2 separate regions of the Homo sapiens genome follow, and region 1 is linked to region 2. The links are chromatin loops, found by intact Hi-C in ENCODE. Cell type or tissue: dorsolateral prefrontal cortex. All regions are shown on one strand.

Region 1 (5,000 bases), 200 kb after region 2:
AGTATGATTCCTTTGTCAGATATATGTACTGCAAATATTTGCTCCCAGTCTATGAGTTGCCTTTTCGCTTTTTTTTTTTTTTTTTGAAACAGACTCACTGTTTCCCAGGCTGGAGTGCAGTGGTATGATCTCAGCTCACTGCAACATCCACCTCCTGGATTCAAGCAATTCTCCCACCTCAGCCTCCCGAGTAGCTGGGATTACAGGCATGCACCACATGCCTGGCTAATTTTTGTGTTTTTAATAGAGATGGGGTATCTCCATGTTGGCCAGGGTGGTCTCGAACTCTTGACCTTAGGTGATCTACCCACCTTAGCCTCCCAAAGTGCTAGGATTACAGGCGTGAGCCACCATACCTGGCCCCTTTTTGCTCTCTTAATGGTGTCTTTTGGTGAACAGAAGTTCTTAATTTTGGTAAAATCCAATTTATCAATCTTATGTTCTGTCTAGGAACTCTTTTCCACCCATATTCTCCTAGAGGCTTGATTGCTTTATTTTAGCTTCCACATTTAAGTCTACGATCCATTCTAAATTAATTTCTGGTAGTTGCGAGGAAGGAGTCAAGGTTCAATTTTTCAGCTTAGTTATCCCATCAACCCATTTATTTAAATAACTGATAAATTGGAATGGAACCTTTGTCATGAATCCCACACATAAATATATGTGTGGGTCTGTTTCTGGGCTCTCTGTTCTATTCTTTAGGTGGTTTTTTCTCTTTTTTTTTGTTCCCAGAGGAGCAATAAAGAGTTGCATAAAGAAAAAGTGGATGAAGTCCTCCCACCCTCTTCTCTTTGAAGTAACCACGTTACCACTCTGAGAGGCATTTAGCTTTCCTCCATGCTCTTACAAACATATGTAATCATACACAGTGTGCATTTACAAAGAAGTTTTTAACCACATGGGGAGATGCTTTCTTGTAAAACAACGAGAGTAGAATATAAATTTGTATGTATCGAATGTAAATTTCTATGTATCAAACTGTATAAGAGTAGTAATAAAAAATAGCACTTACCATGTGCCAGGTGCTTTACTAAGTGCTTTACGTATATTAACTCATTTAATTCTCACAGCAGCCTGAAAAGATAGGGACAATTTTGCTCCCATTTTACAGATGATGAAATAGAGACACAGAGAAGGTGGAACTTGCCCAGTGCCATACAACCAATATGGTGGAGCTAGGATTCAAACCCAGCCTGTCTGGCTCCAGAACCCATATTCTTAACCAGAATTGGTTAGAATAAGACACGTGGAAACATTAGTTGCACTTACCTCTATGAATTATGATTTTTATTATTTATCCCTTGCTCACTGCCCTTCACCCTTCTGACCATTAGGGCCAAGTTCTTTCCCAGCCTCAAAGCCTTTTCATTTCTAGTATAGACAGTTCCTCCATGACTCACTGCTCAATCAACTGCTATTCAATTTTGAACTCTCAGCCTAAATTCCCCTTTCCCATGAAGTTCGACCTGACTTCCTACACAAGTATGGCTTCCCTGAAACTATTTCACAACTTCCTGTCCCGTGCTTTTCCTTTCTAGCAGTCAGCACAATTGTACATAACAACTTCTGGAATGAGTTGTTTGAACAGCTGTCTTCCCTGAGCACCCCCTAACTGTGGGCTCTATGAAAGCAAGCTCTGGGTCTGTCTTGTTAATCTTTGGGTGCCCAGAGCCTTGTCTGAAACATGTAGATGCATGTGAGGGTTCCACTGTGGAGCAGATCAGCGAGAGATAGGCCAACAGGAGGCATGGCTTGGGGAGCCTTCTCAATGTGTTCTAATACGGGTGCAGAGGGAGGTGCTGGAATCAGACACATAGCCCTGAGTTAAAATACTGACTCAGCAAGCTGTGCAAACCTGGACTATAACACTCATGTTCTGAGATCTACTTCCTCTCATATAATATGGGGTTAAAAATATCACTTCGTGGCCGGGCGTGATGGCTCACTCCTGTAATCCCACCACTTTGGGAGGCTAAGGCAGGTGGATCACGAGGTCAAAAGATCGAGACCATCCTGGCTCACATGGCGAAACCCCATCTCTACTAAAAATACAAAAAATTAGCCGGGCGTGGTGGCTGCGCCTGTAGTCCCAGCTACTCGGGAGGCTGAGGCAGGAGAATCGCTAGAACCAGGGAGGCGGAGGTTGCAGTGAACCGAGACCACGCCACTGCACTCCAGCCTGGTGACAGAGTGAGACTCAGTCTCAAAAAAACAAACAAACAAAAAAAAACCCCTCATATCTACAAGAGTACATGGCACACAGTAGATGTCCAATAGTTAAATGAATTTATTGAACGTTTTTGAAAGAATTAAATATGATTTTTTTCCAGTTTCTTAACTTCTCTGTACCTCTGTTTTCTTATCTGTGAAATGAGATAATAAATAAATGAACTTGCCTGTTTCTTTTTTTTTTTTTTGAAAGGGAGTCTCGTTCTGTCACCCAGGCTGGGGGTGCAGTGGCGCAATCTTGGCTCACTGCAAGCTCTGCCTCCCGGGTTCACGCCATTCTCCTGCCTCAGCCTCCCGAGTAGCTGGGACTACAGGCACCTGCCACCACGCCCGGCTAATTTTTTTGTATTTTTAGTAGAGATGGGGTTTCACTATGTTAGCCAGGATGGTCTCGATCTCCTGACCTCGTGATCCGCCCGCCTCACCCTCCCAAAGTGCTGGGATTACGGGCATGAGCCACAGCGCCCGGCAAAATATGCCTTGCCTATTTCTTAGGATTGTTGTGAGAATTCAAGAATATAATCCACGCAAAGCACAGAACCCAGGGTCTAGCATGGAGGAAATGTTCAATAACGGTTAACTATGCTTCTTATTATTATGGGTAAAGCACCTTCTGGAGTGCCCAGTGCACAGTAGGCACTCTGTAGATAGATGGTGCCAAATGTTACTGACTTAGCCTGGGTGGTGTCATGTCCGGCTGCTTCTAGGGCAATGCAGGGTCCTGGCTCTGAGCGCGCCTCTTGGTTCCAGGTTTGGTGCTGTACTGACACCACCCAGTGGCCAGCATGGGCTACTGTAATCCCAGCCTTGGCTAATACCTTGCTCCAGGGTTACTCTTCCAAACCTGGACTCCGTCCAAACCTTAAGAAGAGCCTTGTGCATTCCCTTGGAAAACTGGGAACACTGGCGACAGAGAAGAGGAAATGGATTTGAAAGATAATTCAAGAATGTGGATTCAACAGACTTTGTGATCAATTATATATCCAGTGGGGAAGGAAGATGGATTTGTCTAAAATAGTGGTTCTTAAGTAGGGGTGATTTTGCCAAAAAGGGGACATCTGGCAATGTCTGGAGACATTTTTGGTTGTCACAACTTGGAAGGAGGAATGCTATTGCAGTCTAGTGGGGATAGACCAAGGATGCTGCCAAATATCCTACAATGCACATGACAGCCCCTCGATAAAGAATAATCCAGTCCCACTGGGCACAGTGGCTCACGCCTATAATCCCAGCTCTTAGGGAGGCAGAGGCGGGAGGATAGCTTGAGCCCAGGAGTTCAAGACCTGCCTGAACAATATAGTGAGACCCTGTTCTCCACAAAAAGGAAAAAAAAAAAAGAATTATCTAATCCAAAATGCCAAAGTGCCAAGGTCAAAATAACCTGGTCTAGACAGTCTAACCTGGGCATTCACTGCATCAAGAAAAGCTGTGAAAAACCTGTCACATGAGCTATCACTACTGTGTCCAGTTCAAGGATCAGGTAGGTCTGAGGACAATCCTAGCCAGGAGCTAGCACAGCCTATGGAATTCTCTCAAGTCAAGGAAGGGGAAACATTATTACAGATCATTTATTTCTTCAACTTACAACATTTATGATCACAATACATATATTTAAACTATTGCTGACAGTGTACGTGGTTATTAATCACACTGAAGGACTTAAACACAGAATACAAGTCATGTTAACTAGAAATTCTCAAAGTAGGCCTGGCGCAGTGGCTCACACCTGTAACCCCAGCACTTTGGGAGGCCAAGGCAGGAAGACTCCTTGAGCCCAGGAGGTCGAGACCAGCCTGGGCAGCATAGAGACCCTATCTCCAAAAAAAAAATTTTTTTAATTAGCCAGGCATGTTGGCACACACCTGTAGTCCACCTACTCAAAAGGCTGAGGCGAGAGGATCACCTGAGCCCAGGAGGTCAAAGATGCTGTGAACCATGTTTGTGCCACTGCTATCCAGCCTGGGTGACAGAATAAGACTCTGTCACAAAAAAAAAAAAAAAGGAGGGGGGCAGGATGCAGTGGCTTACACCTGTAATCCCAGCACTTTGGGAGGCCGAGGTGGGTGGATCATGAGGTTAGGAGATCGAGACCATCCTGGCTAACACGGTGAAACCCCGTCTCTACTAAAAAATACAAAAAAATTAGGCAGGCATGGTGGCGGGTGCCTGTAGTCTCAGCTACTTGGGAGGCTGATGCAGGAGAATGGCCTGCACCCGGGAGGCGGAGCTTGCAGTGAGCCAGATCGTGCCACTGCACTCTAGCCTGGGCGACAGAGCGAGACTCCATCTCAAAAAAAAAAAAAAAAAAAAAAAATCTCGAAATAGGTCACACAATCTTAGAATTCAATTAGGAGATCCTTTGGATTTCCTTGCAGAAAAAAAGCAGTAACTGTGAACCAAGGAAAAGATTCCACTTCTCGTGCTTCCTAGTATTTGCTATAACAAACTTGGGAAGCAGTCAGATCCTTACCCTTCCTTTAATATCTGCTCTACGCTATAGAAAATGTGCAGTCAGAAAGCAGGTTAAGGGCTCCACTTAGTGGGAAGCAACAAGACCAGGAGATCAGGCAGGAGAACCAGGAGCACAAGGCCTTCTCTTGTGTCTGTGAAGGGAAGAAATGTCTCAGAACATGGACATATGAGACCTTTCCAGCTCCACCCTTCTGACAATAAACCAGGCCTGGCCTGGTGGCTCACACCTGTAATCACAGCACTTTGGGAAGCCAAGGAAGGGGAATTACTTGAGGTCAGGAGTTCAAGACCAGCCTAGG
Region 2 (5,000 bases):
CAAAACAACCAGGGTGCTAGGCTGAGTTCTTTCTTGGAGCTGTGTTCTTTTAGCCCTGAGCTTCCTGGTAAGCAAAGCCTAAAGGGAAACGGTGGATTTTGTAGTTCCCGATTCCTAAGATGGGGTGCAGACGTGTTCCTCTAAGAGAAATGTTTTCTTGGTTCTTGGAGGGGTTTGTGGATCTGGAGATTGGAGTTGTTGAGTAACAGAACTGGCCGTGTTTTGCCAGAGATGCAGTCATGTTCTCCCCACAGCTGCTTCTCATATCGGCGGGGATCAAAGCTGAGGGTGTCATCTCAGACCACAGCTGGAGGCATTTCTGGGAAGGGTGGGCAGATCTGAGGCTGAGTGTCTGGGTGAACTGAAGCTGAGCCCAGCCCCTTCCTCTCTGCTCCCCAGCATGACGGCCTGGTGTGGCCCTCAGAGCCCTCACGCGTGTCCCGGGCAGTGCCTGAGGTCCGGCTGGGTAGTGTGTCACTGATCCCCCTTCGAGGTAGTGAAAATGAAATGCGCCGGAGTGTGGCTGCCTTCACCGCGGACCCTCTGTCTGTGAGTGGCTCTCCATGCCTTTGGGCAGGGGGCTGGGGGCCTGGCTGGGTGCCTGCCTTCTACTCCACAGTAGATGATTGCCCTGATTGCCCTCCCCGATTGCCCTCCGGCCCCCTCCCTCCAGCCTTGGTGGGGGCCCTCATAGGCCTCTTTGGTTCACACCATTCAAAGGAGCCCCTTCTGCCTGGCCCTGGAAGCTGGGAGTCCCCTCTGCCTGGCCCTGGGAGCTGGGAGCCTGGCTGATTGGAGTGCTCCCCGGCTGGCAGTGGAGAGTGGCTGCAGCAGCTGCAGCAGCTTCAGCGGGGCGCCAGCCCCTCTGGGCCTTCACAAAATACCTGTGGGTCTCTTGCCTTCCTGCAGCTTCTGCGCAACGTCTGAGCACAGGAGCCCATCCTTGGCTCTAGGATTCCGCCGCTGGAAGCCTTCTGTTCAGACACCCCTTATGCTCCAAGGCCTGATGTGAGCCAGCGGGGGGTGCATGGGAAACTGCACCCCACAACCCACATCCTCCATCCTGACTGCAGCATGGGGTTCCCCGGCAGGGGTGGGAGGCAGCAGGGGTCAGCCTGGGCAGGAACCTCTCCCAACTCTGTCCAGGTGTTCAGACCTCTTGGCCCAACCTGCTCACCCCACCGGGTTCACTGTCCTTGTGGGGCTGGAGAGATGGGCATAAGTCAGGAACTTGGGAGGACCACCACCCTTTCAGAGGCGTGAGGCCCTGGGGCCCTGCCGGAAGGGAGCCCCCTGCTCCTCCCAACAAACTCCAGAACAGCAGAAAGCGGGTGCTGTAGAGGAGCACTCAGCTCACGGGGAGGGAGCTCTTGGCTGAGCTTCTACAGGGCTGAGAGCTGCGCTTTGGGGACTTCAGCCTTCCTTCCAGTCTGGGCTGAGTGGGGGGTCCAGACTACCTGATGCCCCTTCCCCAATTTGGGGACTTTTTGATAATATAAATATATCTGTATATTTTACCCTATGGTGCTGAGGCCTGTGATTGGCTAAGGGGATTGGGCGTCCTGGGGTAGGAGGGGACAGGAGGTCGGGAAGCCCAGGGGTGAGTGCCTAGTGCCTGAAGCTGAGAACCTAGGCCTTGCTTTCTCCAGGCCCTGAGCTATTCAGACGACCCCCTTCCCCAAGCAGAGCCCTGGCTTGACTCCATGCCTTCCCCATTGTACTATCCTGCAGCCAGGCTGGGAATGCCGGTCCTTTCCTGGCCAGCACTGACCCTGGCTGGACACAAGCCCCTGTCCTGCTGCAGTCCGAGTCTGAGTCCCAGCTGGGGCCTGGGTGTGGTGTGTCAGTGACTCAGGCCTGGCAGCCCTGCAGCAGCCCCCTGCTGGAGACACAAGGTCAGAGCCACAGGAGCCTGAGGAAATTGAGAAGAAGCACCTTTGGGTCACCTGTGGCCCCAGTGCCTACCCCTCCAGAGGTGGGGCCTGCCATGCACCAGGGGGCTGCCCTCACTGGGCACTGCCTGGCCATCTCCACTAAGAAGATGAGGCCCTGGCCTGCAGAGGAAATAATGAGTTGCTCAGAGATGGGTTTGGGACTCCCTGGGGAGGTGCCAGACACCACATTCCCGCCTCTGCCTAGAGCCTCATTACCACCCGCTCTTCGGGGGCTCAGTGGGCGGACAGGCTGACCTCCATCCTTAGCCTCAGCCAGTGGGGCTGGGCAGAGTGGGTGGGGATGGGCCATGTGACCTCCGACTCAGGCATCCAGCTCAGTGGGGAGCCTGGGTCCAGCGGAAGACTTGGGGAGCTGGACTCCAGGTTCCCTCTCGCTGTCTCAGGAAGGGGAGGTATATGGCAGGAGACTGGAACCGGTTCCCTGAGTCCTACTGACCTATTTCACAGGCTGGGGCTAAGCCCCTTGAGTCTCCCACCTCCTGTGGGTCGCTCTGGCCAGATCCACAGGTCGAATGTCTGACCCTTCTGCCTCCAGCCAGGACAGGTTGGACCCCCTTATCCAAGTGCTGAGGGGCTGGAATCCGCTCCTGGATCTGACCTTGCACTGCCCAGCCAGCCCTGAGGCCCACCTGAGTGGGTGAGACTGGAGGCGCCCCCTGCTCTGCTAAGGCCACTGCCCCAGCTCAGCGTGCTGGCTGCAGTCCTGCACTAGGCCACAAGGCGGCAGCCATGGACCACTCATCATTGCTGGAATCAAAGCAGGGTCTGGAGGATGCCTGAGTGGTGGTCCTGGCCCAGACCTTTCTCTGCTGGGGTGTGAAGCGGGACCCAGTTCTGCCTTTGGCCTGCAGGCTGGTGACATTCTGGAAGGCAGCACCATACAGGAATGTGCATTGGAGTCCTGGGCTCTGGGAACCAGGAAGAGGAGGGAACAGCCTTCTACCAAGTACCTGCTGTGAATCGGCCCCTGTGCCCCCTGCACTGTCTGCTCTTGGCAAGGGGGAGCTAGGCCCAGAGAAGGGAGGCAACTTTCCCAAGGTCACACCATGCTCGTGAAGCAGGCCTGAGGTCCATTTCCCCTGCCCTACTTTGGTGGGGTCTCCCTCTTTGACTCCCCTCCTGATTCCAACCCTTTTCTCCTCTTAGAAATGGCCTGAGGCAGGGGGTCTGAACTGTCAGGAGTTAGTGATGGCTTAAAGTGATTTCCCTCTGGTAAGGGGTAGGGGTGACATCCAAACAGGAGCCTCAGGGCCTCAGCCGGAATGAAATATGCCTGTGACAACAGTGTTGGATGGGTTAGGGGCAGGAGGCTCTGCTGGTCCTTGTCGCAAGGATTCCTAAAAATGGGGCCTGTTGGGACCCTGGATGGTTTGCTCATTCACATATTATTTGAAGTTGGGTTGCCATGGATGAGTTGAAGACCCCAGACCTGGACCTGCAGAGGGGCCAGGAGCAGCTCTTGGAAAGGGAGGGGCTTCCTGGACAAGGAAGTGCTCCTGAGCCAGCTTTGAAGACCGGAGGCCTTGCCAGGTGTGGTTGGGGTAGAGGTTGAAATACTGAAATATTGGGGGAGGAGGACAGGGCTTCAAGGACCAACCCAAATCCAGGCCTAGCCCCTGGGGAATACGGGGAGCCCTGGGAAAGAAGGCCGAGGCACGTCAGAGCCTGGATGGTGAGGGCACTGCAGGTGAAGGGGAGGCTGGGGGGCAGAGGGGAGAGGGGCAGGGAGGTGGGGTAGGATGTCTGCCTCTCTCCTGCCTCCTTCCAGCACAACCTTCCTACCCTGCAGAGTTCTGAGGAGTCCTGGGGCTTCTGGAGAAGGAAATCAGTGGGACAGGGAAGGGCAAGAGCTGGGGCTTCTTTCCTGGCCTCATGCTCTGGTGGCCTCCAAGCCACCTGCCCACAGCCCGCTGTCTTGGAAAGCACGCGTGTGGGTGCCAGTGCTCCTGTTTACAAGCTGTGTGACTTTGCCTGAGTTACTTAGGTCTCTGATCCTCAATGTTGTCATCTGTACTTTGCGGGTATTAATAGTAGCTACCTCCTAGTGGTTTGGGCAATTAAATGAGCTAGTAAGTGTGAAGTGCCTAGCATTGCCCCTTGCTAATCCCCTTCCCACTGCACTGTCTGCAGTTTCTGAGAAGGTATCATGGCATATTCTAGTCCCAATATATTTGCACTCAACAAGCACTTATTGAACACCAACTGTATGCAGAGCGTTACTGAACACTGAGGGGGAGCAGATGAGTGAGTGGTGTGGAGGAAGGTAGAGACCTCCTGGTAGGGGATATTATCAGGAAAGACTGGAGGAGGTGAGTCTGAAAGGAGAGGCAGTTCTCCACAGGTGGAGGAGAGGAAGTGGTCTGAGCACAAGACAAGGGGATGTGACCCTGCTGTGGTCACTACCTGCTGTGGCTGGGACACAGTGCCCTACAGCACCCTAGGGCCTATCCCCCTTGCGCCTGCCTCTGAGATATGACCACATCCCAGTCCAGTGGGCTCCTTGGGATCATCCCCCATCAGAATAAGGAACAGTTCCTATTCTCTTAGCCAGCTCTGTGACCTAAGTGACCCTGACCCTGCTCTGGGGACTGTCTCTCACATAAGTGCAGTGGCCTGAACCTCCCAGCCCTTCCTCCACTACGACACCTCCTTCAGGAAGCTCTTCTGGGTTGCTCTCCCATCCCACTGTGCCTACTTAGGGTATGCGTATGTGCCCAGGTCACCACACCTAGTCAGGGACTCACCTAGGGAAGAGCAGTCGGGGACAGTTTCCCTGGTCAGCCAGGGTTGGCCCAGCCCTAGCATGTCCCTTCTCCTACACCACTTCCAGCCTGTGGAAATTTCCATACTTTCTCTGCCCTGGTTACAGCTCCTACTGCTGTATTTATCACCCTGGAGACACAGTGGCACAGGCGCACACATGCCACACACACTCAGGCCTGCACACACGTGCCTGCACACCTCAGCCTGCTTCTCCAGATCTGCGAGTGCATGCTGCGCGCACACACACACACTCGGCACGTGGATGAGCACACACACACGGCA

The links. Hi-C counts contacts between places; a loop is a spot of excess contacts. Peaks named below come from ENCODE experiments on the same cell type or tissue, not always from the same donor. Only the 100,000 strongest peaks of a DNase experiment are listed, where the experiment ranks them.
Region 1: it touches region 2 in a loop (4-fold over the local background); 74 of 110 quality-filtered maps call a loop at or near these places.

The regions. Positions count from the first base shown.
Region 1 is chr11:72,480,441-72,485,440 of GRCh38, reverse strand. No RefSeq gene overlaps it. Among named protein-coding and RNA genes, the nearest start is that of CLPB, 48 kb to the right of the region's middle. In dorsolateral prefrontal cortex, CTCF peaks have their summits at 1,469, 2,811 and 3,010 (motif pointing left); a DNase peak (open chromatin) is centred at 2,980; H3K27ac peaks cover 351 bases.
Region 2 is chr11:72,681,591-72,686,590 of GRCh38, reverse strand. It overlaps ARAP1 (ArfGAP with RhoGAP domain, ankyrin repeat and PH domain 1), which reads left to right. Exons shown (of 35, transcript NM_001040118.3): 34 at 400-549; 35 at 910-1,522. The coding sequence ends at 927. Among named protein-coding and RNA genes, the nearest start is that of PDE2A, 9.7 kb to the right of the region's middle. RefSeq lists an enhancer at 1,298-1,857. In dorsolateral prefrontal cortex, CTCF peaks have their summits at 2,454 and 2,661 (motif pointing right); DNase peaks (open chromatin) are centred at 1,837, 2,210, 2,670 and 4,910; H3K27ac peaks cover 4,848 bases.